Regions from separate parts of the Homo sapiens genome. Here region 1 is linked to region 2. Evidence: chromatin loops called from intact Hi-C (ENCODE). Cell type or tissue: heart left ventricle. All regions are shown on one strand. Links, peaks and the distances in the headings refer to the core of each region. The heading gives the core; the rest is flanking DNA.

Region 1 (4,396 bases), core at 122-4,121, 180 kb after region 2:
AGCCCCATGATTAACTCAGGTACCAGTGAGGAGGAAAAAGCAGAAATGTGAACTCTCATAGTCACCTACTGCAGGCCAAGGTCTCTGTCTAGGAACTGCTATGTGTGAGTCAATTTCCTGATGATGCAGTTTTTTTCTGCTCCATACCATGCTGAGTGGAATGTCTTGTTTATCAGCCCTCCAGGACCCCCACACCTGGTACTGTGGCATCATGACGATTGTCATAGTCTATGGGAAGGTGACTTCAATCTGCTGTGTGTATAATACTGTGTGACTCCCAGTTGTCAGCCACTCAGTCATTAAGCAGAAGAAAGAATGGGAAGGCACAGAGATCAGAGGGAGAAGGACAAAGAGATACAAGGAGAGTGACAGGAAAGAAGAAAAAATGACTGAGAAACTCCTAATGCAAAGTGGGTAATGGGTTTTGAAAATAACAGGGTGAGCCAAAGAGAAAGGGACAAATGATTTAGCAGAGAGACTGGAACATATACTGGTACCTCCACCTACTGTACCCCAAGCCTTGTGTTGAACCTGGACAAACAGTCTGGCCCTTCCAGGGACTCCCAAGCACAACGAAACACAGAGCTTCAAAGGAAAGAAGAGCAGGAAGTTGGTGGGTTTCAGGTGCTTGGAAAAGAAGTAGGCTGACATCTGACTCATCCTATTCAACTGCAAGCACCCAACACACACAGAAGCTTTCAGATGAGATCATCTGGTCGTGACTTGCAAAAGACTCTGATTTGGTGGCATATGGGGCTAGGCACTTTATCAACATTTTTCTTCCAGCACAGCAAAAGGTGGGTAGAATTGCAGCTCTTTTATAATAATAAATAATGTTATGGAAAGGAAAAATGAAGTATAGAGAAGGGACAGACCTTAAAAAGGATGCTCAATAATAAGAAAAACAAACACACACACACACACACACACACACACACACACAGACAAACAGACATTGTTCTCCTTGATCCATTGAGAGGTAATATGGTAGGACAGAAAACACATGGGCTTAAACATCAGAAAGACGTAGGCCTAAGCCTGCTTTTGCCACTTACTGACCTTTAGCAGTTGGTTTAACCTCTTTGATCCTCAGTTCTTTCATCTGTACAATGGGAAAATAATACCTACTATTCAGGGTTGTTGTGACGGCTGATGATGAGATGTGCATTTGGTTAGGAGATCAGTAACTGTCAGCCAGGATTATTCTACTATCTGTTAGCTTCAAGCAGCAGTGTGAGGACTAACTTCTCCAGGCAGCTCCTCCATCTCCCCAGTTATTGTTGTTTTATGGTACTTTGGAAAGGAGTTTCAAGTTCATTTGGTTCAAGTCGTTCCTTTTGTGGTCCAGAAAGGTGGGTGGCTGATTCGACATCACAGTTGGGATGTAGATTAGTGGCAAAGCTGGGTTGGTGCACCTGGCTTCCCAGACAATACTGCTTCCTCCTTACCTGTCTGCTTCTGCTAAAATGATGACTGGACCATCTTTGTAATAAGTCTTCAGAAGAAAAAATATTGGTAAAAATAAATGAACCAGATGCCTCCCCTTTCATTACTTTGCGATCCCTTTACTCACCTGGGTTGTTGTGCAAAGCGGATAAGCTCTCCACCTTGTGGGTGCTAACACAGGGATCAGGGAGATTTCTTATCAATGTGCTGGCAGCCCCATCAAAACTTCACATGAGCTTTTTTTGCTTTCCTGGTGGAGGCAGTAGCAGTGACTTGCTGCTATGGGATGCTCTGTCCACTAGCCTTGGCTTATGGGAATCCATCCAATGACTGTGCAGGAAGTCATCTATCTAATCCCCTTTGCCAGTAAGAATGTTTAAAACTGGCCAGAACCTCAGGGACAGTTCAGCTATTAATGGAAAGTAAATCAAATCTGAGGCCCTTAAAGACCCATGTAGTATAAACTGCATTTCCATAGACCTTGAAGCACATCTAGAAAGCCTTGTGGAAAGAAAGAGGGCCTTAGTTTCATCCTAGGCTGTGACTGCTTATGTTAGTTAGGGTCAGGCCAGATAGTTGATTCATCTTTTATAGAGCCAAGAACTCTCCAGAGGTAGAAAACAGGAGGGCAGTGTATTTAAGATGAAAGGAGAAGGAAGAATCCAGCCTAGGAAGAAAGGCAGCCTGGGACCACATCCTGACCCCAATCTTGTCTCAGGGCCGGGTTCAACCTCAGGTCTTCCTTTTCCTTCAGTTGGTTGAGAGAGGAGAGAAGACCAGAAATGGGTGAAAAAGAAGGGAAGCCTTTCATCTGTCCCTTGCAAAAAGGGACTCTCTTACCATGTCCAGTTAAGACTCTCCTTCTAGAAAATGGGCATGGAGGTGCTGATTGGAGCAGAATCCATTTCTCAGATACCAGCTCACCATCAGCATCTGGGTGGAGGGAGGCGTTCATGCTGGCCAGATGTTTGTAAGGCTGTGATAGTGAAGCCAAGAACCCCTGCAGTCAGCCAATGTTCTACCCAGTCTAGGATGAGGCTGCTTTGCCCTCAGCCTGGGGAGTGCCTGGGAAAAGGCAGGTCAGATCAGAGTGGGGATGTGAGGGGACCCTTTCTAAGCCAAAGGCCCACTTCAGTTCCAGGCAAAGAGGGTCTCCCTTTCTTCTCCCCCAACAATTCCTCAGATGATTACTTCCACACCCAATTTCCTTCATGCTCACATAAGGAGCCAGGCTCAGGGTCTGCAGTTTGGGAGGAAAGCTGCCTGCTCACCCCTCCTGTTTATCCTACACACACACACACACACACACACACACACACACACACACACGCCTGCAAGATTTCCACTCTTCACTGACTGTATCAGCCCAGCCTCATCTCCTTCCACGGCAGGGCCCTTGGAACCCAGCGCTGAGCTGGTGCTACTCTAAAAATAACTGTGTCCGATGTGATGAATGGGAAGGCATTTGCTCTCCTTTTCCTGCCTCGCGTCGGGGCCTGAATCATGTTGGGAAATGACATTCTGTTAACACAAGCACTTTTGCTTCCTCCTGTGCTCTCTCACCATCCGGTGGGGGCCCTGGCCGGGACTGGCTTTCAATTTTTAAAGCCCCCTGGGGGTCCATCCAATACCCCCATCCCCTGACATTAAGGAAAGTTTTAAACAAAGAGAAATGGAGAGAAGCATCCTGTGCTTCCCTGGGGGCATGCTAAGGACTTGAGGAGGCACAGGTGGCACAGATACGACCCCACCCCTACTTCACTAGGAAAAGCTGAGCTGACTGGACATCCAGACCAGGAATGTCTCTCGAGGCCAGGAACCAGCCTCAGCTCTGCACTGGGCTCTGGGCAGCCACTTGATGAATGACTGCAGAGTGGGAAATGGGAGGGACCCAGCCAGATAACGACTCCCTGCTTCCATCTGAGAGCGGCTCTGATACCATCTGGAATCAGACTTGTGGGGGAGTGGGCCTCAGCATTTTGGGCAACATATTTTGAGGCTTCTCCTTCCAGAGAAGCAGCTGGGCTTCTCTTGACTTTGTTCTAAGTTCTGTGAAGCCAAGCATCAAACCAACTTACCTTCCCATACCCCTACGTCCCAGTCATCGTGCCTGGCTCAGAAGAAGATCTTAATAGGTGCTTTTTGGTTCGAACAGAAATAAGTAGCATCTAGAGAGTCTAGGAGGGAGAACTAGAGTCACTCAGCTTTTTAAAGAACAAAGGATGGAGTCTCTGGAATCTAGAGATTTAGTCAAGGCCCTCATGCTGGGCCTGGGGAAAGATCATTTCTTTTTTTTTTTTTTATTTTTTTATTTTTATTTTTTTTAGAGACAGGGTCTCACCATGTTGCCCAGGCTAGTTTCAAGCTCCTGGGCTCAAGCGATCCTCCTGCAACGAACTCTCAAAGTGCTGGAATTACAGGTGTGACCCACCATATCTGGCTGTAAGATCATTTCTTAAAGCCCTTCCTCCAGCCTTGACTCTATCCCAACTCACAGGCCACTTGGGAACCCATGACTCTCTTCTCTGGAGCAAGGATTTGGCAGCTTATCACCCTCAGACAGAAACCAGCTCCTCCTGTGAAGCCTTACTTCTCATCCCTAAGACTCATTTCTGGGTTTTGTCTTGGATTTGTATGGGATCTTGGTTTAATGGAACCTGTTTTAAACATCCTTTTGGGCCCCCTATTGATCCTCTTAACCTTTAACCTATTCTCAAAGTGACAAAAACTTTTGGCTTAAGCAGTAAACCCATAATAAATCAGAACTCTAGGGAATCCATGTTTCACAGTTTCAAGAGAGTTCCATTGTTGGACTGGGGCAGAATATAACCAGCACCCATGCATGATCATCACTCCCATCTGTGTGTCTTCAAATGTGTAGGGACCCCGGACCAGGTCTTAGTGGCTGCTTGCAAGCTATATTATCCAGCTCTCCAACATGTCTCCCCAC
Region 2 (4,396 bases), core at 72-4,071:
AAAAGAGAACAGAAGATTCTTGAAATCTCAGAAAATTATCAAATATTAGAATTAAAAGAGATCTCAGAAGTCTTCTACTTCTGTCCTTTTCACTAGTTCTCCCTAAGCTGGTCTCAAGGCAGAGAATGTTTCTAGAGGAAGGGGGTGTCCATTAGGATCAAGTGTTAGTGACAGAGCAAGAAAGGACAAGGTCTGGGATTTACCACAAGGTGGTCACTTGAGAGTGTTCAGGTTTAGCGGAATCTAAGAGGTAGAAGACTGATCACAAAAAGTTTTGAAGTTATTAGGGAATAAGGGTGTGATGACAGTTCATCAACAGCTCTTCCAAGAAGTTTATATCTGAAGCAAAGAAAGATGTAGTGTAGAAGCTTGGAGTAGGGGTGCATGGTGAGGGGGTTATAAAAAGTGTCCGTGTAGTTGCATGGTTTTTTTTAAGTCTTTTTTTCCTTTTTAAAGACTAAAGACATTTGAACAATATTAAATGCTGACAATAAGGAAGGATTGGTAAGTTAGAGCTTAAAGATAAGAGACACAGGGACAAGATGTTGAGGATGGGCAGAGGAGGCTTGAAATTGCTACTGCAGAGAATGGAATGGTTGACTAGGGAAACAGAAAAATGGTCAGCCAGCATTGAAGTCAGCAACCGTACTGTGTTGAAGAGTGTCTCCCAATTTAATGTTTACTGGAACCCCAGAATGTGACTTTACATCTGCAAAGAACCTATTTCTAAATAATTAGTTAAGTCACAATGATGTTATAGTGGATTATGGTGAGTATCATGAGTGGTATCCTTAAAAGAAGTGGGAAGTCACAGGGCAGAAGGCCATACAAAGATGGAGGCCATATAAAGACTGGAGTCATGCTGCCATAAATCAAGGAATGCCTAAGACTGATGGCAACCAAGAAGAGGCAAGGAAGGACTCTTCCCCAAAGCCTTCAGAGGGAGCGTGGCTCTGCCAATACCTTGATTTCAGGTTTCTAGCTTACAGACTGTGAGAGAATAAATTCCTACTGGGTTTTTTTTTTTTTTTTTTTTTGAGACGGAGTCTTGCTCTGTCACCCAGGCTGGAGTGCAGTGGCGCGATCTCGGCTTCGCAAGCTCCGCCTCCCGGGTTGACGCCATTCCCCTGCCTCAGCCTCTGGAGTAGCTGGGACTACAGGTGCCCACCATCACGTCTGGCTAATTTTTTTGTATTTTTTTAGTAGAGATGGGGTTTCACGTGTTAGCCAGGATGGTCTCGATCTCCGGACCTCGTGATCTGCCTGCCTCAGCTTCCCAAATTACAGGCGTGAGCCACCACGCCCGGCCATTCCTACTGTTTTAAGCAACCTAGTTTATGATAATTTGTTACAGCAGCCCTAGAAAATTAATACAGCAACCAAGAGTTTATTTGGCAGTAATCTGCATGGTTTAGGGGATTTTCTCCAGCAGAGCTAAATGCTAGTACAGGTATAGAGAAGGCAAGCAGCAGGCAAGACCCAGGAATGCACTTCTGCTGACTGTGTGCCACCCAAGAGCAACAGGGATAAGGTGTTCAAATACTAGCAAGAGTTTGGTTTAAACAATGGACCACAGAGTATAACCGATAAGAGAGAAAAGCATGAACACAGAAGGATGATTATGGATAGGGAAAAAGCATAAGGGTATTAAGGGAAGAGAGATCTTAATGAGAGTAAAAACAGCCTAGAGAGTGAGATGTTGCAATTTAACGTTTAACAGGTGGAGCAATTCCTGAAGACAAGATCCAAACTATGAAGTAGTGTGAATAATGAGGAGATCATGGAACTGGCATGAGTTATCATGCAGACGGTGAACTTACCTAAGAATGTGGCTAGACTAGAGAGGGAATGGAAGACTGAGCCAGGTGCTAAGTCTCCCCTCTCCAGTGAAATGAAGGCTGAGGCAGAGGATGTAGTGAAGGGTTGACTGATTTCTGAGAGAGGTAAAAGTTGCTATATTTAGATGACAAAAGGCTCAAAAAAATGTTTTTTGACTCGGTATTTTTTTTTACCGAGGATGGATAAATCAGAGGTAAATTAAGAACATTATATGGTAGTGAGATATGAGAAAATGAACAGCGCTTGAGAGGGAAACAAGGAAGAGGCATGGAGTCAGGAGACAGCTATGTTTTAATGAAGGCAATAAGGCAGATAGCATGGTCAACACAGAGGTAGTTTGAAAAATGAGCCCATCATCGTGATGATCAAGATTATTTCTCATTTACCCCATAGAGACTGTAACTTGGCTACAACATCACTCTGATATATAAAACCTTACCTCTACTCATGTCCTTTAGGTAAGCCTAGAGGGTTTTTTTTTTTTTTTTTTTTTGAAATATAGTAATATTGGTTCCTTATCAGGGCAGCAAGTGGTTCTTCCACTGGCAAACTTTTCCGATCACCCAAATCACCGGCACAAAGGAACATTGTTGGAAAGATCACTGATGCTTTATGATGTGCTTGAGACATCACTGAAGAACATAAAACTTTTATATTAGTCTAGAATATAGCCAGTTTTTATGGATTCTAATTATTACAGAGGCCTGATGGCCCTGAAGAAGATAAAAGTTGGACTAACTGCCATCATAGAACATTTTTTGCTAAGCTGCATCAGTATCTACAACCAAGTTTTGCTACTTAGAAAGCACTGTCTAATTATACACAGACAATAAACTAGAAAGAATTACAGCAAGAAATCCAGAGAACCTTCCAGGATATTGTCAGAGTGTGGCCATACACCATCAAGCTCTATACCATACAAAGCAGTGATATTCTTTAACCCTCTTTAAGACTGTGACATCTGTACCTACCATACACATTATATCTTGAATGAATTCATTAAAGTCAACAAGAAGCCTTCCTTATTATTAAAGCCATTCTAAATGTGATTCAGCCAGCCAGAACAGTTAAGAACAACTGCAACAACAACAAAGCTATTTTTGGCTAGATGCATTGAGTGCGGGTAAAAAAAGGAAGCAAGAACAGGGTAGTCAACAGGCTAACAGGGTAGAGAAGAGAGGTTCACGCATGTAACTACAACACTGAGGAATCTTAATAGACATACAGTTAAACTGCTACACGGATTCAGAAAAAGAAAAGACCAGTTTGGCTGACGGGATCCAAGAAGATGGCCACAAATAGAAATAAAAACAAACACTGCATGTTCTCACTCATAGGTGGGAGTTGAACAATGAGAACACATGGACACAGGGAGGGGAACAACACACACCAGGGCCTGCTGAGAGGTGGGGGGCGAGGGGAGGGAAGTTAGAGGAAGGGTCAACAGGTGCGGCAAACCACTTTGGCACACGTATCCCTAAGTAACAAACCTGCACGTTCTGCATATGTATCCTGGAACTTAAAAGGAAAGAAAAGAGCCCTTCCCTTATCTTCTTGTTTATTTCAAACATTCCCACCTAATTCAACATGAAAAAAACCAAACCAAAGCAAATTTAAAATCCTGAGTGGCTACACAAACACCACATATAATATACATACCAATAATTAGAAGCCTGAAAAATCCAATGGGTAGAAATTTAACAGTATTGGTAAAGACTGCCACAGAAATGATGGCAGCTCACTCGTCAAGATTCATTTTCTTCTTTTCTCTCCATTTGCTATCACTTAATATAATACACTGGCCAAATTCGGACAATTTCAGCAGATGGACCTGGAAGCTAAGGGTTTTATCTTTTCCAACCACCCTTCCCCAAGGTGAGAGTATGATGTTTCAGCATTATCTTGCCAGACAGAAACTGCATTGGGGGTTGTGGTGGGAAATCTGTTTACAAGTGGATGGACTAAAATACTGAAACAGAAAAAAAAATCAAGTATGTGCTTTTTAGGCCTTGGGTAAGGACAATGGCAGCCAGAGGACAACACTGCTATTGTGGTGATGTAGAACACTATTTTTGGATGGCACTTTAATGAAACAACGAAACCCATGATCTTAAAGTTTACAGAAATGAAATTTGACTTGTAATTGCTACCTATCTCTATTCCCAAGATAGCAAAAGAGGCAATAGATGCATCTGAGAAACTTCTGGTTTAGCTCCTCAAATTGCAAATTAAGATCTAAATACTGAGTTTTATTTTAACAGTAAGCCATACTATCATCCTTTTGATTAATACCCAATAGCTAGTTATATGTGTTGGCTAATTTAGCTTATCTTAAACTTGTGTGCCAACACTTTAAATAAAAACACTTTAAATAAAGAGCTAATTAGAGTATAAAATAAAATGAACTGGTTTATAGTGCAGAAAAATGGTCAGCAGAATACAAAGATCTGAATTATTAAAAGTTCTGAAGTCATAAAAGAGGATGACCTTTATAAAAGAATAGCAATCTGCTTCAATTTATGTAAATGTTACAAGCTATTAGCCAATGGAACTTAAG

What was found. Peaks named below come from ENCODE experiments on the same cell type or tissue, not always from the same donor. Only the 100,000 strongest peaks of a DNase experiment are listed, where the experiment ranks them.
Region 1: a loop joins it to region 2, with 2.0 times the contacts of the local background. A loop is called at or near these places in 2 of 110 quality-filtered maps.

The regions. Positions count from the first base shown.
Region 1 is chr2:30,406,625-30,411,020 of GRCh38, reverse strand. No RefSeq gene overlaps it. Among named protein-coding and RNA genes, the nearest start is that of LCLAT1, 38 kb to the left of the region's middle. RefSeq lists an enhancer at 1-837. In heart left ventricle, for the core only: a CTCF peak has its summit at 1,717; a DNase peak (open chromatin) is centred at 2,890; H3K27ac peaks cover 3,684 bases.
Region 2 is chr2:30,582,883-30,587,278 of GRCh38, reverse strand. All of the region lies in intron 5 of LCLAT1 (lysocardiolipin acyltransferase 1), which reads right to left. Among named protein-coding and RNA genes, the nearest start is that of LCLAT1, 140 kb to the right of the region's middle. In heart left ventricle, for the core only: no CTCF peak of the experiment used is centred there; no DNase peak of the experiment used is centred there; H3K27ac peaks cover 2,380 bases.